Regions from separate parts of the Mus musculus genome. Here all the other regions are linked to region 1. A link is a loop called in an ENCODE intact Hi-C map of the cell type or tissue named here. Cell type or tissue: left cerebral cortex. All regions are shown on one strand.

Evidence for each region. A loop is a pair of places that touch in the nucleus more often than their neighbours do. Peaks named below come from ENCODE experiments on the same cell type or tissue, not always from the same donor. Only the 100,000 strongest peaks of a DNase experiment are listed, where the experiment ranks them.
Region 2: it touches region 1 in a loop (2.3-fold over the local background); 2 of 42 quality-filtered maps call a loop at or near these places.
Region 3: a loop joins it to region 1, with 2.3 times the contacts of the local background. A loop is called at or near these places in 4 of 42 quality-filtered maps.
Region 4: a loop joins it to region 1, with 2.3 times the contacts of the local background. A loop is called at or near these places in 3 of 42 quality-filtered maps.
Region 5: it touches region 1 in a loop (2.5-fold over the local background); 5 of 42 quality-filtered maps call a loop at or near these places.
Region 6: it touches region 1 in a loop (2.4-fold over the local background); 3 of 42 quality-filtered maps call a loop at or near these places.

Annotation. Positions count from the first base shown.
Region 1 is chr13:95,218,013-95,222,012 of GRCm38, forward strand. All of the region lies in intron 1 of Pde8b (phosphodiesterase 8B), which reads right to left. Among named protein-coding and RNA genes, the nearest start is that of Pde8b, 3.1 kb to the right of the region's middle. In left cerebral cortex, no CTCF peak of the experiment used is centred here; DNase peaks (open chromatin) are centred at 1,732, 3,457 and 3,878; H3K4me3 peaks cover 1,935 bases; H3K27ac peaks cover 1,284 bases.
Region 2 is chr13:95,322,807-95,326,806 of GRCm38, forward strand. Zbed3 (zinc finger, BED type containing 3) reads left to right here and starts at 2,019. Exons shown (of 2, transcript NM_028106.3): 1 at 2,019-2,538. In left cerebral cortex, CTCF peaks have their summits at 1,633 (motif pointing left) and 2,417; DNase peaks (open chromatin) are centred at 806, 1,626, 2,229, 2,777 and 1 more place; H3K4me3 peaks cover 2,409 bases; H3K27ac peaks cover 1,647 bases.
Region 3 is chr13:95,079,530-95,083,529 of GRCm38, forward strand. It overlaps Pde8b (phosphodiesterase 8B), which reads right to left. Exons shown (of 22, transcript NM_001374003.1): 10 at 3,585-3,645. All of the region lies in intron 1 of Gm41025 (a long non-coding RNA gene), which reads left to right. Among named protein-coding and RNA genes, the nearest start is that of Gm41025, 31 kb to the left of the region's middle. In left cerebral cortex, no CTCF peak of the experiment used is centred here; DNase peaks (open chromatin) are centred at 1,786, 2,223 and 3,282; H3K27ac peaks cover 3,312 bases.
Region 4 is chr13:95,015,643-95,019,642 of GRCm38, forward strand. Wdr41 (WD repeat domain 41) reads left to right here. Exons shown (of 14, transcript NM_172590.3): 11 at 1,685-1,806; 12 at 2,475-2,563; 13 at 3,190-3,323. Among named protein-coding and RNA genes, the nearest start is that of Gm48350, 2.8 kb to the left of the region's middle. In left cerebral cortex, a CTCF peak has its summit at 2,493; DNase peaks (open chromatin) are centred at 2,521 and 3,325.
Region 5 is chr13:95,089,934-95,093,933 of GRCm38, forward strand. Pde8b (phosphodiesterase 8B) reads right to left here. Exons shown (of 22, transcript NM_001374003.1): 7 at 345-423. Gm41025 (a long non-coding RNA gene) reads left to right here. Exons shown (of 3, transcript XR_003950703.1): 2 at 1,214-1,382; 3 at 1,505-2,927. Among named protein-coding and RNA genes, the nearest start is that of Gm41025, 41 kb to the left of the region's middle. In left cerebral cortex, a CTCF peak has its summit at 1,820; no DNase peak of the experiment used is centred here.
Region 6 is chr13:95,108,021-95,112,020 of GRCm38, forward strand. All of the region lies in intron 2 of Pde8b (phosphodiesterase 8B), which reads right to left. Among named protein-coding and RNA genes, the nearest start is that of Gm41025, 59 kb to the left of the region's middle. In left cerebral cortex, a CTCF peak has its summit at 1,749; DNase peaks (open chromatin) are centred at 318 and 1,694; H3K27ac peaks cover 785 bases.

The sequences.
Region 1 (4,000 bases):
GGATTCCTGGCCCATTACCAACCTGTCCTCACCTCTGTGGCCTATCTTATTAGAGCTCCAGTAGGTGGGCACCACGGGGAGATGTCAGTAGGAACTGTCTCACCTCTAAGTGCATACTGTCCCTTTCTGATTTCAAGTGCTGCTGTTGTTTTGTTTTGCTTTTGTTTTTTTTTTTTTTTTGAGACATGTTTTCTCTGTGTAGCTATAACTATCCTGAAACTCACTTCGTAGACTAGGTTGACCTCAAACTCAGAGAACCCCCTGCCTCTGCCTTCCAAGTCCTGGGATTAAAGGTGTGCACCACCACTGCACAGCTCTGATTTTAAATCTTATTTGAAAGTTTAAAAAGAAGAATAACCTAGATGCCTTTAAAAACTAATATAACTACAGTGCAAATCAAGGGAAAAATTAAAATAGGATCCCTTGGGCTGCCTCACATACAAGACACTATAAGTTCAGTTCTCAGCACTGGCTCTAATTTGTGTGTCATGAGGGGGAAGGAACTGCGTAAAAATACACAATGGCAGAAAGTAAACCCAGGTCCAACAAATATCAATTATAGCACTTGCCTGAGCTTAGTAAACGCTATGCTTCATTTTGAGATAAAAGAATAATGAAGGTAATAGCAAGAACACCAAGAATGAGGATATGACCATGTAGTTGTTCTGTCTGACATTCAATGGGAGTCCAGAGGGCCCTGGTCCTCCATGGCAGAGGCAGCTGAGGGAAGTGTGATGGGAAGACCAACCATCAAGGTCCATGCAAGCCCAAGATGGTCCTGTAGGGAACTGAATCTCAAGAAACCTGAGTGGGCTACATGCTCCAGCTCTCTTCCCACTTACATTTTGGAGACAACTGTGAGGATTCCAACTTTGACACCAGAAAATGAAGAGAGAGCTGTGTCCACAGCCACAGGACAGTATAGTCTGCTTTAGGTGGCCGCACATAAGTTATCTGAGCCACGGGACAACTTCACTCATTTAAAGGATGGGCTCTCCAAGTGTGGCCCCCAGATCGTCAACAAGACATCTCCTAAAAGCTCACTGAAACTGCAAGTTCCCAGTTTCCTCTCAAGTCCTATGAAATCAGACACTCGAGGGGTGGGGCCCAGACCCACTGTATGCTTTAACAAGCTGGCCAGGTGATTCTTGTTTGAGAGTCAAGACTTAGAAAAACAAGAACTCCTATAAAAAGTAGCTCTAATCCTCCCCCCCCCCCCCCGACCAAATAAAACTCATTATTTACTGTGTGATCACATAAATATTTCTCTTCCTTTTATGTACAGTCAGCTAGCATTATCCTCAATGGCTCTAGCATGGCATGGAACAATTCTATGGAAGTCATCAACAACTGGTTTAAGCCCCTTTGGAAGAGATCTACCCTCCTGTGTAGGCTTGGCTCACTAAACATTATGGATCTTTCCCAAATCCCCAGCATCTACAGGAGAGGTTGGCATAAATATCAGTGGAAGGAATATGTGAGCATGGTGAAGTGGGTAGACAAGGAGAGGTATTGGCCCTCAGCACAGAGTCATCTGGCTGGTCACCCCTGGATGACACCACCTACATCCACAATCAGCTCACCTATGTCGAGTGTAGCATCAATAAAGACGACTAGGACTGGCTCTCAGTCCTGGATGCTCCAAGTAGCAACAGCTGGTACCAGAAAAGATTGGTAAGAATTCCTAGTTCCTGCCCAAGGGAAGTTCAGTTGTCTCCTCTGAGGATTTCTGAACAAGAATTACAGAACTGCCATGCATCAGGAATGAGCATCCTGTAGGAGTCTCCCGTTAGAGTACTATTTTAGAAAAGCAAGCAAAAGAGAGATGAATTGCTAGGAAGTTGAATTTTTACAGCAACTGGGAGACAAACTCCTTACCAGAAATGGAAACTCATGTGATATCATTTCACTGCATATGAATTATTAATGTTTATAATCTTTTTTTGCCAATTAGGTATTCAAGAAGGTTCCTGTTGACATCATGTTTGACATCATAATGCTTCATCATTCTAAAAGCTTAATGAAATAAATTATTGCTAGAAAAAGACAGAGATCAAACACACTTTTTTTGCACTCAGGGGAATACGAGAAGCCAACTGGATAATGAAGATATTGTTTACCATTGATGTACAAAAAGGAATGAAAAAGAAACATTAAAAAAACCCCAGTGCTGTAAATGGGACCAAATGGGCAAGACTTTCTTTTCCTACCCAAGCACTCAGAAAGAGAAGAGGAGCCGCACACCTGACAACTATCACGCACTCAGGGAAAAGGAATTCTTATTCTAAAAAGCAAAAGAAATTTTTTTTTTTTTACACACTTATCACATCCATGTAAGAGAACAGAAGATGTGAACTCTACAATTGAAACCAACCGTAGAACACTGAGTGGGAAGGTAATGGGATACTATTAAGTATTTGGGGGGGGGGTAATTGTGTGATAATACATTCTATAGTGTTTATATAAATATACATGATCTAATTTCAGTGTATAATCTCTGAGGTTTATGTCATGCATATTCATGTGGAATCACTGAAATATCACTCTCCCTTCCAACATTCCTAGTAATGACTTGGAATAAATTAAGCTCTTATTTGGAAATCTTGTTGATAAAGTGACTTAAATTCCTCCCCAGGTCAAGCCTTTTAACACTTAAGCCAAGTAGCACGAGATTTGTTCAAGTTTATAGTAACTGCTAATAATCGGCACCCATTTTCTCCACCAGTTTTTTACTCCATTTGGTTTCTAAGTAGCCTCTTGAGGAAAGCATTAAGACGAAGAAAAATAGACTCATTCATTATTTTTTTTTCGTTCACTAAACAAACACCCAGTAGCTGGGGTTGCCAGGTATTAAAAAATGAGTTCCTTGCTCCTATGAAAGGAAAAAATACATAAGTTTCTCTCGAGCAACCGAAATGAAATACCGCAAGCTCATGAGCAGCCACTATTCTTGACTATGCTTTAGGCCTTCAAATCCCCTTTCAAAACCTCACGTTAAAAATGTTGCTAAATATAGCCTTCTTAGCACCTTGAAATTTCTTCTAATGGTAACTTTATGTTGCTGCTGGCAGGGGACCCAGAAAGCAGCAAACAAAAGCAAATTTTGTGCCCACCACAGCCCTCTGTAACAAATATTTAATTGAATCCAGGTCTCTACTCTTCAGATACACTGTTAATATTCAAAAGTAAGAAAATAAACTTATTCCTGATACATAGTAGGTATGTATTAAATGGTATTTTATGTTAATGGTGATCACAATTATTGCTAGAAAAAGTCACAGCCATTAGTAAACACTGGTTAAGTTGTATGTAGCAAAATGAGATTCCATTTTACAAAAATGAAGTTCATGGAAAGGCAGCCCACTATCCCTACTGTTCCTCCAGTGTGTCTGCACTTCGTTCAGGGAAGACCCAGAGCTTCCTCACACTGGGCCAACTGTTGAATGTATTTTTACTACCAGACATACAATTGTGTCTTTGTCAAGGAATCATGGAATGGTCCCTGGTAATCTACTGACTACATAAGAGCTGTGTGTATCTAACATTAAGAGCTTAAAGACGTATTTTTCCTCTGCACAATGAGATGTGCTATTGCTCTTGGGTTTGCTATAAAGCAATTAATCTGACACAGTGAAATCCTCTCGGATGTAATCGTACTTTGAAAACATATCTTGGAATAGATTTTCATCAGGAACTATTTAGAGACTGTTTTAACCATCCATTTCACATCCTCACAATCCCACCACCCACACCCACCCCGGAAGACATGTATGCAGAAGCACCATCCTGAGGCAGCTGCCCTGAACTGCTGGCGTTCCAAACTCTGGCTGGGTTCTCTCAATAATGTCCAGGATACAGTCATCCCAGAGAAACACTATAGTAACAGGTTCCACTTGGCTCTCCCCTAGTCCCTTTCTATAGCTCTTCAAACGTAAGCAGCCTAGTTCATTCACAAATCCCTGCACTGGGCCACTGTGCAGAGAACTCCATCCAGCCTAGC
Region 2 (4,000 bases), 100 kb after region 1:
ACTACTGAGGCAAAACCTACTACTATGATTCTGCTCAACTAACACAGCGATAAACAGCTCCCAATGACATATTTTTATACCTGTATGTGAAATCAGTACTTCACAAGACCTTCATCGGAGAAGCTGCTTCTTGCTGTAGATGCTAATTAACACAGACCCACAGCTGGACAGCTTGTAGAGTCAGAGACTTTGGAGCACTCTATCCTAAATGGGATGTCCTCGTCACACCTTCCCCGAGGCTCTGGGACTCTGTGGGAGAGGAGGTGGGAACAGTGTCAGAGCAAAAGGTGTGGGTGACTCCAAGGAGACCGTGCCTTCCAGACATACCAAGGTGACACAGGTGACACACAGAGACTGTGACAACATGTATAAGACCTGCAAAGGGGCAAGCCAGACCAAAGCCCAGTGGAGGAAGAAGTGAGCAAGGTCCCACAAAGAGCCGATTGCAATTTACACCTGCAGGGAGAGGGAGAGAATAGTGAGATATTGTCTACCAACCCACACCAGGATGGGCCTCATGCTCACGGTAGTTGGCCAATACAAAACTGTCTCCATGTGTGATGACTATTCTTGGTTATCAACCTCACTGCATCTGAAACTAGCTAAAACCCCAAAATGAAAGGCACACCTGTGAGGGATTTTTACCTAATTTGAAGTGGGGAGATCCACTTCTAATCAGGAATCTTTGAGGTAAAAAGACACACCTTTAATCTTTTGAGCCAGAAAAACCCCACCCCTAATCTGGGCCACGCCTTCTGCTGGAAGCCTATATAAGGACACGGGAGAAGACAGCTTTTTGCTTTTTGCCACTGTACTCTGGCCTAACTGGCAAGTCCATCGCCAGCGGCGGCGGTTACTCCTGCAGGATTCCAGCTTCTATTGAAGACCAGCTGAGACACAACTACTAGATTCTTGGATTTTCCATTCATAGACAGCTACTGTTGGGTTAGCTGGACCACAGCCTGTAAGTCATTCTAAAACTTCCCCCTTTCTCTATATAAAGAGAGGAATTCGGTTTGTAAGTTCTGTTACTCTAGAGAATCCTTACACACTTTTTAAAATGTGTTTTCGTTCATTTGTTTGTTTGTTTTACTGGTTTGCTGGGTTACAAAAGAATATGATCAAAATATATTGTATGAAAACATTTAGGTCAATCTTGAAAGAGGGGAATCTAATAATCTCGCCATTGCAAAAGTATTCCTTTCGTGATACCCAACAAGATTTTTCTTTTCTCTGAAATTCTTGGCATAGAAGAAAGTCAACAAATAGGTCTATCAGGTGTGTGTGTGTTTAAGTGAGGAGGGTTATAATATTTCCACTGCAAAACACGTGCTCTGCATGAGCAAGGTGCTCCTCCCCAGCGCCACTTGAACCAAAGCAGTTAACATGGATTGTATTACCTACAAAAGAATTTCTTGGTTTTTTGGTTTTTTGTTTTTTTTTGTTTTTTTTACATTTATATCTTTTTGCTTATTGTCTTCTAGCAAGGCTTCGTGCCCATTGTTCATGTGACTTACTTTGACTAATAGAATGTGAGCAGAGCAGTATGTGGGCTGAAGAGATGATTGGGGTGGGGGGGCGGGGAGTCGGTTACCGCCGATCCATCGCCCTCTTCTGGATTCCACTGACACTGCACCCATGCATGCACAGACACCCACCACCACCACCACCACGCAAAAACACTAAATTAAAAAGCAACAAATTAGTGACTTTTGTTTTGTTTTTATGAATGAAGGGCAGAACGTGCCAGCTGTGCGTTAAGAGCTAACTGGTGCGTTCTTGAATTTGGCAAGTCACTTCCTTGCGACTATTTATAGATTAAAAATCTGTATGGTGGGAATATTTGAACGGCTGGAACAGCAAAACGCTACACAACAGGATTGCCCGTCAGCCTGCAAAGCCCCAAGGCTCTCGCCCGCACCTCAGCGGGCTGGTCTTGAAAAAGGTTTCTCTTTCCACCTGGAGCGTGGAATGCAGAAACCCGCCTTAGAACGCAGCCGCTAGCGGCTGATGTAACTGTAAATCACGCAGACGCTGTTAACTGAATATAATGAAGACAAAGGTAGTTCCCTGTGCTGGTGGTTTGGGTGGACACCTTTTCCTCCTAAGACCTTGATTGCAAGGACTTCTGACTAGTGCCATATCAGAGGCCTTAATCTGTAAGAATGCGAGCGAGCAGTGCGCCCAGCTGAGGATCTGGACCCGCTGAATCCAAGGGCTTGGAAGGTTAACGCGCAAACGTGCAGAGCCACGGTTAAAACGCTTTCAGCATCCCTGCGCTATTATTGCACCGTTTAAAAACCTCCGACAGATTTCAATTCGTTAAACTAGTTCTCCATCCGTTACTCTAAACTCCTCCCGGACCGGATGGTTTAGCAGCGGCGCCCCGGCGTCCAGACCACGCGTCACCGCCCCCCATGGACGCCCCGAGACGCGCAAATTGAGCGCTGTGTCTTTAAGGGGGAATCGGCCTTTTCCGTCCAGGACAAAATGTCTGCGAGGAGCCCGGAGGCGAGGGGCGACCATCGCGGCGTCCGGGTGAGCGTGGCTGGCTGGGGCTCGGTGGCGTGGCTTGGCTTGGCGGGAGCGACCGCAGGGACACCAGGGGCTGCAGTGATCTCAGGGGCCCGCGGGGACGTCCGGGATCGGAGAAACCGCGGGGTGGAGGGGTGCGGGGGACGCCACGCAGGACCTCGGGGACTTCGGGAGCCCCTAGGCCGTGGGATCCAGGGTCGCAGCCGCGGGGTCTGCAGGGGATGCCTACCACCCCAGGCTTGGCGGAGGGGCCCAGCCTGCGGGCTTCCGGAACCTTCTGGAGCGTCTCCGCTCTCTTTGGTTAACCAGCTCCGGGGGGTGGGGGGTGGGGAAGAGGGGGAACTGTCCCCGTAAAGTTGCCTCGGTGGAGAGTGACTTTGAGCCTCATGCGCTAATTGCGACTTGGTTAATGTTTCCCACCTGTGTGTGTGTGTGGAGGGGGGGGGGGGGGCTGTAAGAAAACCGGTGTAAACCAGAGTAAACCAGAATCTCCTCCTCCACTGGACACAAAAGAGTTTCCTGATCCGGGCCTGGCTCACTGGAGCCTTTGGTTGTGCAAGCCTTCTGTGGCCGGCTTAAAGCTTTACTAAAAAGAATAGGATTTTCCTTCATTGGAAAAAAAGTACCTGCCATTGCTGAGCTCCAAAGGTGTTTAGAACAGCTGTTGAATAGTTTCGTGAGTTGAGATAATTAGTGGTGTTCTGAATTTTTTATTTTATTTTTTTTTTTAAGACGGGGTCTGTTTCCTTGGGTGACCTGAAACTTGCCTGTGTAGACCAGGCTGACCTGGATCTTACAGAGACTACCTGCCTCTGCCTCCCAAGGGCTTGGATTAAATTCATGGGATTAAATTCCTGGTGATTCCAGTACTGTTTATTAGTGCACACTTTGGCCTCAAATAGTTCAAGGCAAGTGACAATAAGAAGCATAGGAAATGTTGTTTTTTAAAGTGCTAATCCATACCACATAATTCAAAAGCCACATGTGTGTGTATATGTATGTGTACATATACATATATATTAATGCAGAGCTGAAAGAAAGGTGCACTTTCGGGCATAGTGCATTATTTTACAAGGCTTTAATAGTGCTTTGGTGGCTTTTAGCTAATGGTAGAAATAGCTGAGAGTTCAGCTTACAGCATTCACGTGGCTTTTTTTGCTTCACTAAATAGCTATGAATCCAGTACTTTATTTTTTTTTAACAGCCCATGTAAAATCTTTTTCTGAATATTTTCCCACTTAGCTCTTTGCTTCACAATACGTTGCAATCATTTTCACTGACTTAAAAGTTTGTTATGGGAATGCTCCCACCACCGTGTGCTCATGACCATGAGGATGCCTGAGGGTCCGATTCCACAGAGCCTGGCTTACAGGCAGTTATTGGAGCAGCTGGACTGGGAGGCTCGGGGTGGAGCTCTGCCCTCCGGAAGAGCGGTCAGCGCTCAGAACCACGGTCATCTCTCAGG
Region 3 (4,000 bases), 140 kb before region 1:
CACATTAGTTCTCACTTCTGTCCCTGCTGTCCTCAGTGTGTTGATACTGTGATGCCCAAGTGTCAGTGCCCAGGCTGGTGTCAGGCTAAAGTAGGCACAGTGAAGCTGCCCAGGTAGCCTAGCTCATTGAGTCTAACAGCTGCTCTCCATTTAGAGGTCAGGTGACTGGAAACATGAAGGGAGATTGGGGGGAGCATCAGAGGGTTCTAGAAGTGGGGTCCCCACCTCCCAGCTCTGTGAAGCACTGTGTGACATTGGGCTAGAGCATTTGCCTTCTGCCCTCTAGCAGCTGCTACTTTAAATGGTTGATTAACCAGAATATTTTGTCTGAGCCTGGCTTCTTTGTTCTCCTCACAAATATACACAGTGGAAAGGGAGGCTCTCTCCAGAGAGCTATGTTCTCTGACTCTTTAAGAAAATCACTTCCTATGGAATGGGGAGACATGGGCGCCTCCCCAGTGGCTTCTCCATAGCCCCATGTGTCACACCTCCACAAGAAGACTAGGCAACCTGGTGAACAGTGCACTGTAGCCCTGTCCTCCTGCATGCTGGCTCCGCATGTGCTCTTCCCCTTGGATTCAAAGCACATTGGCTTTGGGAATTGCCATGTTCACCCTATTGTCATAGTCAAGAAGAGGAATCGAACACTCAGGCATGGAGGGATGGCAGTAAAGAGGCCCCTCTGCTTTCAACAGGCTCCCTGCCTTAAGGCCAGACTCCAGGCCAGCTCAGAGGGAACTGGCATGGTGATGTTGTCTTTAGCACCCCTTTCTCTGTTCGAGTCTGACTGGACCAGGGCTGCACCAGGCTAGATTCCTGCAGTTCTACATACGGTTTCTGATTTAGAGCCAGACCTTGTGAGAAGGCAAATGGATCAAGGGACCTAGGATTTTACATGCTCTATGTGGTAGTAGAACAACTCTGACAGGCTCTGAGACGGGACAGTGGTGGCATGAAGATAAAGGATGTCCAGACTGGGTAAGTCTGGGAAACCTAGGCTGTAGGTGGCATAAGCAAGTGGGAAATGCAGGAAAGAAAATGACCTTTTACCACCAAGGTCGGCAAGTATCTCCTGTAGAGAGTAAGACAGTAAATGATGGAGGCTTTGTAGAGCCAGAGGCCTCTGTGTAGTTGTTCTGTTCTGGTACATGTAAAGGCATGGGAAGAGAGCATGGTCACGCTCCAACAGATGCTTTCCTCAGAGTCCTCAGGCCTGGGGTTTGATGCCTGTACAGTTTCAGTTTTCTCTCCCTCTGGGTTCCACTTTGTTTAATCTGTTTACCTGTCTCAGGCCCATGGCTTCTGGGTGCCCATACTGAACTAGGTGGAGCTCTGGGGAGCAGGTGTGGGCAGCAGACATACTTTGGCTTATCGCTCAGAGCTTACAGATTAGAAAGAATCTTTGGTGATGACGAACACGACCAGACGTGAGCTCTCTGGCACACAGCTCCATTCCCTGCTCAAATGCTAGCCCATGCACTGGTTGAGTGTGACATCAGAGCTGGACCCCAGGAGCAGAAGCTCAGAACAAATGCCTGCAGACAGGCCGCTCTGCTCCAAGAGCCCTCCCCAGCCCTGAGCAATCTCCATGGCTTTAGCCTTCTTTGGGGAGAAAGAAAAGGACTGTAGCCAGCCAGAGGGACAAGACGCTTTACTATTGGAAAAAAATCTAAGAGTCTCAGGCCTGTGCAGCACCATTAGGTGACGTCAGTGGCTCAGGGGATCTAAGCTCTGTGCTTTCACTCTTCTCAGAACAGCAACTGATTCATGGTAGCAAAGGGGTTTCTATTTAGAGCTGCAGAGGAGAGGCGGCCTCCGTGTCCTGGCATCCTATGCTAACGGCCTGCCCGTTCCCCGTGGGCAGCAGGCAGAGTTCACAGGAGGCCAGGACTGAGACACTCTACTTTCCACAAGCTAACCAATGTCCCCAGGCCTACTATGTACTGGCAGCTGGGTATACAGAGGCTGTGACACTGCTAGAGAGCAGAGGGCAGTTTAGCACACAGACAGCTATGACAATGGGGAAGGGAATAAAGGGGCCTAGATTCTTGGGCTGAGTCATGAAGCACCAGTAGGAGCTGGGGCTGTAGAGGTACAGGGGTTGATAATGGGGGCACTGGAAGTTGTTTCACTAGAGGAGAAACCCTGGAATGAGCACGAGTGAGGAGAAGAGAAGGAAACTGCCTAGCTTACAGCTCCATCCCTCACTAAAATGCAAAGTCATGAGCTGATCTGGGTGTTGCATGGGGCCTGGCCAGGAGCCACCATCATGGCTTCTGTAGAAAGACGTGCTGAATCTTAGACCAAAGACCTAAGTTGTTCCTGCTTAATTTCTGGCATGAGAATGGATGCTGCTAAGTCATTGTGTCCTCTCTTGTGGATCCACATCCTGAAAATGGTGGCCGGCACTACTTTATGTGTATACAGTAGTCATCTCTAGATGGACACCAGGGTTCCATGCCCCCGTCTTGTCCTGTCTCATGCAAACCTCATCCTTCCTCCTGGTATGGATGTCTCAGTGAGACTGCTTGATGACGTTTGGTCCCTATGACCTATTCTCTTCCTTCCCACGGTCTCCAAGGTCTTTCCTCTCAGCACGAGTTATTAATACATCCTTCTCTGACCCTAGATTAGGTTCTCAGTGGTGAAGGAAGCATTTTGGGTTGGACTCAATCTTATGAGCAAGGTATGGCCACAGATACTTTTGTCACCTGGGGCTCCATGAAGCTCGCTCCACCCAGCCCCTCTGCCCGTCTGGAATTCTCTCTCAGAGGAGCCCTGAGGGCTTCCATCTTGCTGCTAGTTCAGCTCCCTCACCTGGCCACACCTCTCGCTCCCCCTCAAGTCCCCACTGTGTGAGAAAAGAATGGGATTTTGCCTTTGAAATTCCTAAAAGACACTGCTCCTTCTCTGATAGCCACGGGTCATATTTAACACACTCAAGGTAGCTTGCTCATAGCCATATTTATTTCATACTTCATACTCCATGGATTATAAGGTATGATATGGAAGCTACATGAGCAAATGGTAAAACTATAAATCACACACACACAAAAAATACCTGAAACACTACTGTAACACTATAAAACTACCTCAAAACATTCTTACATCTACCAACTTGCTAAACTCTGCTACTTCAGAAGACAACATTCAAAAGAAATGATGTATGGGGAAAGAAAATCACAGTGCTAATTTGGAGTGGTTCTTATTTTGGCTGCTAGCTGGAGGCGTGACTGCTCGCAGGGGTATGTACTTTCCTTTTGTTTAAGAAATTAAGATGGGAAATGGGACTCTTCTTTTTTAGTTTTGAGGAAGCATCTTATGTTCCCTTAAAATATCTTAGCCTGGAGAGAGCCATGAGGCATATAGCATGAACCAGAGCACACACTCCTAACAAAGCAAGACAGGCTTGTGGAGAACCGAAAACCAAACCAAACCAAACCCCAAGCAGCTGCCAGAGGTTTCCCCACACACCTTTTTAGTCAGCAATTACAAGAAAATATGGAGAAAGACAAGTGGAGAACAGGGGTGAGAAGGACGCATGGGCAAGCTGAGGAAGCGGCAAAGGACACTGAATACTGTACCTGCTTGTTACTGTCAGTGGTACAGCACAGCTTCTTGAGGGAGACAAAGTGCCTAATTTTCCTAATAACATAAACAGTCAGTGATTAGTGAGCCAGGCGGGAGAATAAGGCAACAGGTCAGCACACGGACAAGTCTCCTCGATGCTGAGCTCCAAGGCCTTCCTCACGCAAATATGATCACAAGCCCCGTACCCCCGAGGAAGCCTGGCTACTGTGGACGTACCACCCTCGTGGGCCTGCCATTTTCAGGGACTGACATGCCACCACAGGAAAGCCGGCTTTCATTCGGCTGACACAAACGTCATTGCTTACATGAAAAGCAGAAGACTCATTCGGAAAGTGATGAGATTTTGTTGGTCGCTGTTTTTCTCTCTTAAACATCCTATGCTGAGCACTGTGGCTCATCGTAAGGATGG
Region 4 (4,000 bases), 200 kb before region 1:
CATCCTTGAGCCTGATCTTGCATGTAAGAGCATTGTTAGAATGCAAATTACAGACCTTATTTGGCTGGATTAAGGAATCCCCATCGTGTTTGAGGTTACTGTTTTACTTGTTTTAAACTCTGGTGTAGTTCCTAAAGAGGAGAGCATGTTAAAACGTTGAGAGATGTCTCCCTTCCAGGTTGCTGGCATGCTGGCTCTAATAACTTGGGTGAGAGATGTCTCCCTTGCTGGCTCTAATAGCCTGGGTGAGAGCAGCTCCTGGGCCTGGCCTCAGTGCTTCCGAAGCATGTGCTGGAAAGCCAGCACCACACATAGCTGCACACTCGGCTGCCCCTGGCCTCTGATCTCCAGCAGTGTATTCCCAAATTGTAACTCTTTCCTTTCAGCCGCGGTGGCTCAGGGAGCCCCGTGTGTTAAAGGAGTTATTTTCTCAGTGTTCACAGCCATGGAGCAAGGCGCTGACGGATCCTTTCTTTCCCTTTAGTCTGTGCTTTCTCTTACACATGCTATCATTTCATTAAACATTGGCAGTAAGAGTGCTTTTCTCTTCTTTGTGCTACTCTTTGTGCCACTTGTGTGTGTGCATGTGTGTGCACATGAGTGTTATGTGTGCATGTTGCCTGTGTGTTGTGTGTGTGTGTTTATGTGGGTATTTTGCATTCGGTGTGCAGCCAGCACTGAGTGTGAGTTTGTAGGCTGAAGGTCATTGCTGAGTGTCTTCCTCCATCTCTTTTTGCCTTAATTTAAAAATATTCGTGTGTGTGCGTGCATGTGTATGAGAGAGAGATAGCATGTGTGTGTGTGTGTCTGTGTGTGAGAGAGAGCATGTGTGTATGTGAGAGAGATAGCATGTGTGTATGTGTGCTGTGTGTGTGTGTGTTTGTGTGTGTGCTGTGTGTGTGTGTGTGCACACGTTGTCTTTTTATCCCCATGTGGATGTCAGGATAATTGCAAGAGTTGGTTCTCTTCTTCATCCCAGGGGTTCCTAGGATTGGAACTCGGGTCATCAGACTTGGTAGCAGGCACCTTTACCCACTGAGCCACCTTACCAGCCTTTCAATTTCTTCACTTTTAACTCGCCCATCTGGAAAGTAGCAATAGTGCCCTCCTTTTGTACTTAGCAAGATGCTGTAAGGCTGAAGTAAAGCGAGCATTAGCAAAAATACTTTCTAAATTCTTAAAGTGCCTTTTTAATTCTTCAGCTGACTTTGGGATAGTGCCACTACAGCATGCACCCCTCCAGGTTGTGTATGGCCTTGTGTTTGCTTAGGATGTGTGGTGGGAGTCATTTTGCCTTCATTTCCAGACAAGAACAGCCGAGTAAATTCCCAAGGGTCCCTGTGCTCTGCGGAAGCCCAGGGCGCACCTCTGCACCTTCCTCCATAGGGCCAGGGTAGCAGCCGCCGCTTCTGCAGCTCTGGTCTCCAGAGAGGAGAAGGCAGGGCTGAGCCACCCTGTGCAGAGCCGTCTCCATTGGGCTTTCTTCCTACTTGCTTAAGGTGCTAACCTTTCCTTGGTGGCTTTGACATTGGGAGCTTGAGAGGGCAGGGCTGTAATTTCTGTCTGAAGGTTGGAAAGGTAACAGTGGCTTTCCGATGTCACACAGGGGCAGGAAATCTATCACACTGGGTAGTGAAGACGAGCTTTATGCCAAGTTCTGACCTTTTTCCCCCTCCCTGCCTAGAATATATTTGCTGCAGTTGGAAGGGGGTTATATGTGTATAACCTACAGTTGAAGCGTGTGATTGCCTGCCAGAAAACTGCACATGATTCCAACATCCTACACATCGATAAACTTCCAAACAGGTACTGGTCCCATCTCTCCTGCAAAGATGAAAGTCACGGTTCCCGGGGTCACCAGCGTAATTTCTGCAGTGGCCAAATTATCTGGCCCCATGTCTTGACCTTGGCATTCTTCTTCAAGTAGAGAGTGTGCCATGACTGACTGTAACCAAAGAGCTGTAGCAATAGATGACAAGTTTACAGAAGCACCAAGGGCTTATTTAAAATTGTCATTTAATAAGGTAAAAGGCCTCGGTCACCTACAATGTACTATTTTTTCTTTTTTCATATTTTCTATAAACTCGTTTCTTTTTATGGTGGTGTATGTTTACAGCTAAAATCAGACAGTAAGCCCATTACATCCTGAGGCTCCTAAATGAGGGTTGATTCGGCAGCTAAGGATCCGGTGATGTCGCCCCGGAGCAGCGTTACGCGTAGCTCCTATAAATAAAAAATAGGAAATGGAGGTGATAGTTTTTTGTCATTGAGCAGTGTCCTATAGTGTCCTGGGTGCTTTGCTGGCAAATGCTTCCAGTTTGAACTGTAAAGCCATGTTAACCTGTGACGGTCGGCCTTGCCACGAGCTGGCTGCAGTCAGAGGAGGGCCGATGGTTTCCATGGTTTTGGCAATGAGCACTTAGCCCCCTGAGACTCTCCTTTGGTCCTTTTCTCTTTGGCTTTTGTTCTCACAGGCAGTTAATCTCATGCTCGGAAGATGGCGCTGTGCGCATGTGGGAGGTCCGAGAAAAACAGCAGCTGGCAGCTGAGCCAGTCCCAACAGGTGTGCGCCTTCCTCCACTAAAGCCAGTCCTCTCCCTCCTCTGTGGCTCCTCCCTCCCTCCCTCCCTCCTCTTCCCTCTCTCCCCTCTTTCTTCTCCACTTCCTTTCTCATCTCATTTGACAGGAAAACAAAAGGTGGTAAAGAGGAACCACAGGAACCATATAGAATATGCTCTGCGTAGGAATCAGACACTCACAGCAAGTGTCTTTTGCCAGTGTAAAACTGTCCCATTATTTCAACTGAATTAATTGCAGTTTTATATTCTGAGAGAAAACTGTGACTTTCATGTAATCTAAATGACCAGGAAGCACCTCCCACCAGCCTGAAGTGCCTTTCTCCTGATTTTCGGTGATTACATACACCCTTCAAGGCTGTTTACTTCTCTTGCATTCCAATGTCTGTCTTCTTGCCACTAGTGGATGGATAGGGCAGCATAGGAGATGAGAAGAAGCTAAGTGAACTAGGAAAACACAACATAATGTATTCCCAGACCCCAGCAGTGCCTGTGCCATCAGCTCAGCCCTCGACAAACCAAGTGTGAGACATGATTGTATTCAAACTTTGTCTTCCCGTAAGGAAAGAGCACGGTAGTTTTTGAAATGACTGAAATGAATGTCCTTTTGTAGGATTTTTTAATATGTGGGGATTTGGAAGAGTAAACAAACAGGCCAGCCAGCCTGTTAAAAAGCAGGAAGAAAACGTTACCACGTGTTCCCTGGAGCTCATCGGAGATCTCATTGGACATTCATCGTCTGTCGAGGTACTTCCAGGAGGCCTGGCTGGGCTTGCTCGTGCGTGTGCCATGCTTCTTTTGAATACAGTTGCTCTACATAAGACCCACACACACTCAGCTGCAGGCTTTTGCAAGACAGGAATATCGAATAAGATAATGATAGTACAAGCAGTTAGGACCATCCTTCATAGAGACAGGATCTGAGGACGCAAGCAATGTATTGGTTTAAGGACAGGCTTACTGGACACTGTATGGGAGGAGGGAGCTGATGACAGGACAGTGTTAGTGACCTTGACAAGAATCAATAGGAAGTGTGCGGTGTTGGGGCTCTGTGTGTAGGGTAAAAGCCTCAACAGACTCTAGTTCCAGGGATCATAACCAAATTCAGAATCCGAATATTGTCTCCATCTGCCCTTGGTTAGTGCCTGTTTGATAGGCCCCTGCTACCTTACCGTATGCATCGTGAAGTTTGGGAGCTGTGCATAAGAGTCTCACTCGTGGCACTGCAAGCTCACTAATATTTTACAGTAAGCACTATTGTTTGTAAGGGAGGAAGGGATTGGTGGCGGTACAGAGGCCATGGGAACTGGTTACAGCGTGACCAGATAGCAGTGAAGATAATGCACTTCCTCAATTGTTCTTCCTGGTTTTAGCTCGTGAGGAACAAATTACCTTTAGTTTGGGTGGGTGTTCATGACTAGAAG
Region 5 (4,000 bases), 130 kb before region 1:
TAGGAGGACCTGGGTTCAGTTCTCAGTACCTACATTGTGTGGCTCATAACTGCCCATAACTGCAGCTCTAGGGTATCACACACCCTCTCCTAGATTCTACAGGCACCCAGACACACGTGCACACACATACAGTTTAAAAACGATAAATCATCAAATAACCTTTATTCTCTTTTGAATAACTAATTCTTAAGTTTGCCAGTCATCTTCTTACATACTGATTTTCCTTTCTTCAAGAAAATGTGCAAATACGAGAAAATTATGGGAGAGTATTTGAGATTCAGAGGTGGGTGGAACCTGAAAGGCTCTTTGTCAGTGTTAATGATGTGAAGCGCTTCTTCCCATACCTGAATCACATGGTCATCACTTGTTATTTCTATGGCTTCGTGACAGTGGTCTAACGCTGTAAACACTGAATTACAGGCCCTGAAAGATGCACAAGATTAGTGTTAGTTCTATACAAACATTGATTGAACGTTGTTAATTCAGCAACATAGACAGACCCCAGAGTCACTAACAGTGTGCACTCGTTATTGTTATGATCTGACTGTTGGTACCCCTTTGTTTTGATATTTCAATCCAATGTGCAGTGTTGTAGTAAGGGCATGGTCACGGCTGTGGTCATGGCGAAGGTCAAGTGCCCATCAATTAGGAGAACCCAGTGTGGCCCAAACTGACCACGAGATATTCTGGCCTTTTGTAACATGCAGAGACACATTTGTTTTCCTTTTCTCAAGCTTGCAATGCCACTTAGCCTATAACCACACCCACAGGCATGAAGACAGACAGGAGTGGCAGGTAGACCCCACCCATTGTCCAGTTCTTTGCCCCTGTATAGCTTTCTATACCGCTAGCTCCTTTCTGGCTGACTTCCTCTTTGCACCTGAGGAATATGAATAGAATCCAACTGTGGTTTTGATTTAAACTAATTTCCCAACAGAAAACAACTCCAAATACATTAAGTTCTGACCTATCCAGCACTGCAACGTCGTGACTGGAACCCTGGTATTAAAAGAGTCCCAGGGAAGGCTTTCTTACACAGGGCAAAGAGAGAAATAAAAAGACAGGATAATGTTGGCTTATGGAATGGATATTTCTTCTTGTGGGGTAAATCCTTCACTGCTATTTTTTCCACATAAAAGAGATTATAATTTGTTGTCATTTTGACCCATTTGTTAGGAGAACAGCAGAGCAAAGTTGGACTGTATTTTTCTAGCTGCAGGATCCCATGCCGCTTCTGGCCTTCGCTTGCTCTTGTTTGCCCATCTCGAGAACAATTATAAGAATGTGTTCCGTGGACGTTTGTAATGGTCGGGACGACAGATGGCATACGCAGGCATTTCTCAAAGTGCTTCGGGACCACACATGGAAGACTCCTGGCTGGGGTAGGTGATAGTACTTGTAAGATCACAGAGTCCTGCTGCTTTGTTCTCTGAGGCTTGTGAACGCCTTTAGTGAAGGGAAAAAATCTCATCACAAGCTATCTTCTTCCTCGAGTCTGTTTCAGTGACAGCAAGCTAACCAGCCTGCAGACGGGAAGGACCTCAGTGGGCTGAAGGATGATTGATGCCTGTTCCTATGGCTGCAGACATGAGGCTCTCTGCATACGAGTATGAAAGCATCCATGTTCTGCTCAGCAGGGCAGAGCCGGACCAGCTCGATGCCACTGACAGTTCTGAGCCCTTCAGGCCATTTCTTCATCCAATTGCCCCACCCCCACTAATTTGTTCTGTGTACTGTCTAGCCACCATTACTGTGTGCAAACATGTTCTATCAAGTCAGCAAAAAACACTACGAAGGGTGCTAAGACTGTTACCACTGCCATCACTCTACTGCCCCCTTGAGAGGCAAGCAAGAGCCAGGTTTGTCAAAAGCATTTTCCAGACACCTGGTCTGGACTGCACTCAGCTCCACAGGAAAGCAATTCCAGGTGCGAAGGGTGGAGACATCAACGCCAGATAGGCTGACTTGTCAACTTTGAGAGCTGGGTAATTATGTTCTGCTGAACACATTTTGACAGACTCCTCTTGGCGTCTGGTTTCCTGTAAAGTACATGTACGTCTCAACTAAACGTGCAACCCGGTGTTTCAGACACAATCAGTTTGTCTGCGCATAAGGCGGTTCTTAAATAAGTCCCAGAGATACAGAACCTTAGGCCCATGCTCATCCATCAAACGTAAACTCTTCAGAGAGAATGCCCCAAAGACAGACCAAATCCCTATCTAGTGACATGAGGGGACACTGGTAGGGACAGGAATGACACAGCATTTCCCCTTCCTGTCCCTACCATGCCATGCCTGACCAGCTGCGATGTTTATTTTTGGGTAGATGACTCTATTTAAATAAACCAGCAGCAAACTGGGGCAATCAATTTGAGTCATGTTCCTAGAACCAGGGAACCTAATCGAGTGTATTAATTATTCATACTTCTCAGGCAAAAAAACACTGTGGCCTTGTTAATTTTTGTTCTTGGAAACTATGACCTGCAACTCATATGTCCTTATTTTTTAATCCTTAAGGGTAGAGGTTAGAAAGCCGTGAGGGAAAAAAGAAACAGAAGAGAGAGAAAGATAATGGATAGTGCAATCATTTGTTCTGTGCCTGCCGAAGGGTTTCAAAGATTCAGGTGACTGTTGCAGGGTCCAGACCACATCCATAAACAACATAGTGGTCCAGTGGGGGCAAAGTGCACAGTGCAAATGCGGGTCCCTGACTGTGCTCTAGCACTACCACCAGAGTGGTAGGCAGTTGGGATCACAAGGAACGCACTCCTGGTTCTCAATGTCTTCTTGTCAATTGTGGCTGGGATCCACATGTGCTGTTCTGTATATCTTAGAAAGGTATTCCATCTGAATTCTACCCAAAGAGAACACACACACACACACGAACACACACCTCATACACATGCATATACATACATGCACACACACATGCACACACATACCTCATTCACATATATACACACATGCAGGCATGCACATATGCACAGACACGCATCACCTTAAACAAGGATGGGGCTGAGCAAAGCAATGGCTTTTAGGAAGAGTCTGAACATATGTGCACATCTAATCAGAGTCTCAGAATTAGCCAAGAAGACCAAAGAGCAGGCAAGGGGACTCATGGGAATCATGGGTGGTGGCAAGAATGAGAAGGGATTTATTCGTCCTATAAAGTGTAGATGGTAGTCACCATTCACAAAGCCCTGGCCTGAAGTGTCCACCTTTAGTACTGGCAGCATCCCACAGTACAGATGTGTCCTTGAAGAGTGACAGTCATGCTACATATTTAGCTACAGCTGGGGGCAGAATTGTAGGGGAAAGTATTACATAATTAGACTATAATTATTCTGGCATTGTATAATAAAGAGCTCATTTCCCAGTCTTTAACAAATGACATAGCTGCTCATCTGCCTTGGGGTGCAGGTAGATGCTCTATATGCCCTTGAACACCCTAAGGAACTGGAGCAAGGTCATTGTCTGAGTCATTCTCCTCTGGATGATGGGTCCAAATTTTGTAGGCTCAGAGAGATTCGCGTAATATACATGTACTCCCAACCCCCAAAAGGGGGTGCACTCAAGAAGGCTGAGGGAAGGGCTGGAAACTAACATATCAGCAGGTGGAGAGGCGAAGAACAGCTGCGCGTGAGGCAAGCCCTGCTTCCTGGGTCACTGATTTACATGAAGAGCCTGAGCATTCCATTATGAGCCCAGCAATGGATCCAACTCTTCCAAGAAGTTCCTGGGAGGGAAGGGATGCGAAGTGGTAGTGCTCACAGCATTGGAAGACGAGAAACTTGCAGCAACACTGTGATGAGAACATGTGAGCTTCCATACTATGAACCACGAAGGTCTCAGCAGCACAGGGATGTGCAGACAGGGCTGGCATGTGTAGCACGATTACCAGGCAGGCCTGCATCCTGCTTGCCGTGGTCAAGGTGCCCTAAATCTCCCTGAGGGCAGCCCCAGTGCCGGGATCTGAATCAGGACAAAATCTAGCGGGGACT
Region 6 (4,000 bases), 110 kb before region 1:
GGCTGGGATGTAGCTGGGAGGACAGAGAGTGGAATACAGGTAGGTGCTCAGTCATTCTAGTAAGGGGTGGGTGTTGCTGGCTGTGGTTGGAGGTTTTTCTTCAGTTAGGCCTTTTTTTAGGCGAGGGAAAGAGCAAAATGACTGCCAGGATAACTAACGTGGGTTACGAAGGTTACATGATGATTTGCAAATGTGCACATCTGGTTCAGTGCAAACAGTATTTGCTTCCAAGTCCCGGGAGACTCGATGCACTCAGCACTAGAACAGCTGTAAAGACACAGGAACTTCAGAGAACTTACAACAACCTGAGAGATTACTGTAAACATCCAAGCTCTTGCCAACATGGGAAAAGGCTGAACGTGAGCTGTGACGCTGGCAGAGCTGAACTGAGGACCATCTGCCTCATCATTGCTGGGCTCAGGAACCCAGAGTCTCTGGAAGTTAGGAAGCTAGGCAAGTCTCACCATTACTTGAACCTGTTCAGGGCTGGCCTGTTTCCCACCATGTTCCTGTGCCCAGCAGAAGGCTGGTGCTCCCAAGCTGCCCAGTAAAACCTTGATGAGTGAGACAGTGACTACTTGTAGGGTTTTATAAGAATTATAAGAAGACTATTTCTGCTTTGTTTTTGAGAAAGGGTCTTGCTGTGAGGCTCCTGTTAGCCTTGGATTCGCAGCCCCCAAGCCTGCCAAGTAACTGGGATTAGAAAGCAAAGGGTTTTATTATTCTCATAGTAGGAGTGAGACAACCCCCAGCAATATGGCACCATGCAAAAGCATCATAATCAAAGACTTTGCTAAGGCATTTAATATCCTCCAGCATTCAACTCCGGTTTAAATAATTAGGGATAGAATAGTAGTCTCTCAGCATGAAAGGATTTTTAAAGCAACACCATAGGTCATGGTAAAACACCCAAAGTGTTTCTGTTGTAATCAGAACAGAAACAAGCTAAAGTGCCCAACTGCTACCATTAGGTTTGAAAAATGTCTTATTATTTGAACATTAGAAACCCATAGGGAAGTAGACACAAGAATATAATGAATCTCACCCACCCATCAATCAGTTTTGGCAATCGTCAACTGCTGGCCAATATGGGCTTGCTCTAGCCCAGTGGTTCTCAAGCTTCCTAATGTTGTGACCCCTTAATACAGCTCCTTATGTTGTGGTGACCCCCAACCTTAAAATTATTTTGTTGCTACGTCATAATTGTAATTTTGTTACTGTTATGAATAGTAGTGAGAAGAGTCTGATATGCAAGGCCTGTGGTGGTTAAGACTCTAGTCCACGTCTTGTGTGTGTGTTCGGCAAATCCACCTAACATATCCAATCCACACACATCTGTTAAACAGAAAGAGTCATTCATGTAAGTATACAACTACATTACTATTTGGTACCTAAGCTCCCCTAATAATCCCTGAATAATATCAGCAATATCCAATTATACACACCACTCATCTTACACTCCCAATCATTTTCTGTTTTCTCAAATATCATGCTTCCAGAAGCAGAATTATATATATATATATATATATATATATATATATATATATATATATATGCATAATTTTAACATTTTTTCAGCCCATGGTTTCAAACCATCTGCTGGAAAACACAGGCCAGCTCTATTTTCTCCTTCGAGCCTGGGTCTATCCTTCCTCAGTCTGGGATGCTCTTAGGTCTCTAGGTCCTGCTAGAAAGAGGCAGGAGGTAGCTCTCCTGAGAGAGGTGAAGGGCACCTCCTTGTGGGCTGTAACAGAACAAAACCTTCAGACCAAAGTGTTGCTACAGCAAAGATAATGAGGGAGGCCAGGTAGGAGCTTGTTTGTGTAAAAAGTCATTAGCCTCTTACTCAAGACAACTGTGATATTACAACGAGAAACAGCAGAAGCTAAGAGCCAGAAGCTGACGGAATCTACTCTAATTTGTTTGGTTATGTGATGGGTTTATAAACAAAAATCTCAACAATTTCCTCTTGGTCATTATTGCCCCAAATTGACTAGTACAATAAAAATCACAAGTCTCCCCTCTCCTACTGGGCTGTGCTACAGATCCCAAACAACCCCATTCGTTTCATATATTTTTACATAAGACTGGAGTGCCTCACTTTAAAAAACATTAACAAGAGGCATCATTCTACAAACTTTTCCTGAACACTTAAATGCTTGATAATTTAAAAAAAAAAAATCACTTAGTGTGTGTTGTTGGACAAAATAAAAACTCCTTGTTGGAAAAATATAAACTTGTTTGCCATGGTAAGTAGTAAATAATAGGATATTCACACTGAGTAATGATAGTTGGAAAGTTAACAACTGATAAATTCCATCTAAAAGGAGACTTCAGAATGGGTGCCAACACATGGAGGAGGTAGGTGGTCAAGAAAGGAGTTGGTGTCTGGAAGGAAAGCTCTCAGAGAGAGTTCTGTAAGCCCCTAAGATAGCAGCTCTCAACCTTCCTAACGCTGTGACCCTTCAATCCAGTTTCTCATGTTGTGCTGACCCCCCAACAATGAAATTATGTCTAGGCCAATTTACAGACAAAAAAAAATTAGGCATAAGACTGCTTTAAACCATAGGACTGTATTAACCATGCTATGACAGCCAGTTTTGGCTATCAACTGGGCTACATCTGGAATCAACTAAACCCACTCAGCTGGGCATACCTGGAAGCGACCATATGAGCTGGAAAGGCCAACCTTAAATCTGGACCACACCCACTGATGGCAGCCTACGTAAGTGACATGGAAGAAAGAAGCATTGCTTTTAGCCTGCTTGCCCTCATTGTTGCTGGCAAGTTCATCTATTCTGACGCTGAAACATTCCATTGATAGTATTAGAACCCACTTCTCAGAGATTCCAGTGTAGACTGAAGACCAGCAGCTCTCTAGGGTTTCCTGGGAGACCCCACTCCTGATTGGAACTGCTGAGATATTCAGTCTCAAAGACTAAACAACTATTGAGTCCTTGGCTTTTCTATCAGGAGACAGCCGTGGTTGGACTACTCAGACCACACAGCCTGTAAGCTGCTCTAATAAGTTCCCCATACATGTCATCATGACTTGCTATTGACCAGTCCAATAGAACTCAGGACTACTCTTTCCTATTGGACCATTGCTACAGATTATAACCAATCTAATTCATTTCACAAGCCTGGAATGTTTTTTCCACTCTTTGAAAAAATAGCAAGAGGCATTACTCCACAAATATTTTCTGAACACCAACCATGTACTATATACAAATATGTATACATATATTAATATGCATGTGTAAAGTAGTTTTTCTTTTCATTCTATCAGTTCTGTTCCTTTAGAGAACTCTGATACACATGCCTTTCTCATGTTTTGACATCTGAGTTTTGACATTGGGGAGACAAATCTCTCAGAGTTAATGAATTCCTTGAGATGAGAAATGACTGCTCAGGTGCTCAACACATGTGTGCGCATGTGCATGCATACACACAGAGACATAACACACACACACACACACACACACACACACACACAGACACTTTGCAAGCCTTCTGTAGATTCTGTAAAAAATTGAACCCCTCTCTCTTCCTCCCTCCCTGTGTATGTGTGTGTGTGTGCGCACATGCACATGTGCATGCATTTGGAATACTGGGAACTGAACTCAGGAACACATATATACTATACTATGTGAGCACTGGTCTTGTTGATTACCCTTGAATTTATAGTCTGGAGCTGCAAGCAGTTGAGGTTTGGTCTTTTGTTGTATATTGTAATGCTAAGTGTGGACCCCCCAAGACCTGGTCAACCCAGCGATGAGACAGTCTGCATGTAGACTCAAGAGAAGCTATGTGACCTTGCTCCCAAGTTATTTCTGATTGGTAAATAAAGATGCCGACAGCCAATGGCTGGGCAGAAGCAAATTTAGGATTCCTAGGTTTGGGATTGAAGGAGTGGAGGAGAAGAACATGAAGTAGGAAGAGAGTCACAATGGGTTACGAGTCAAGAAAACATGGCCCCAAGGGCTGGCCAATTGGAGTT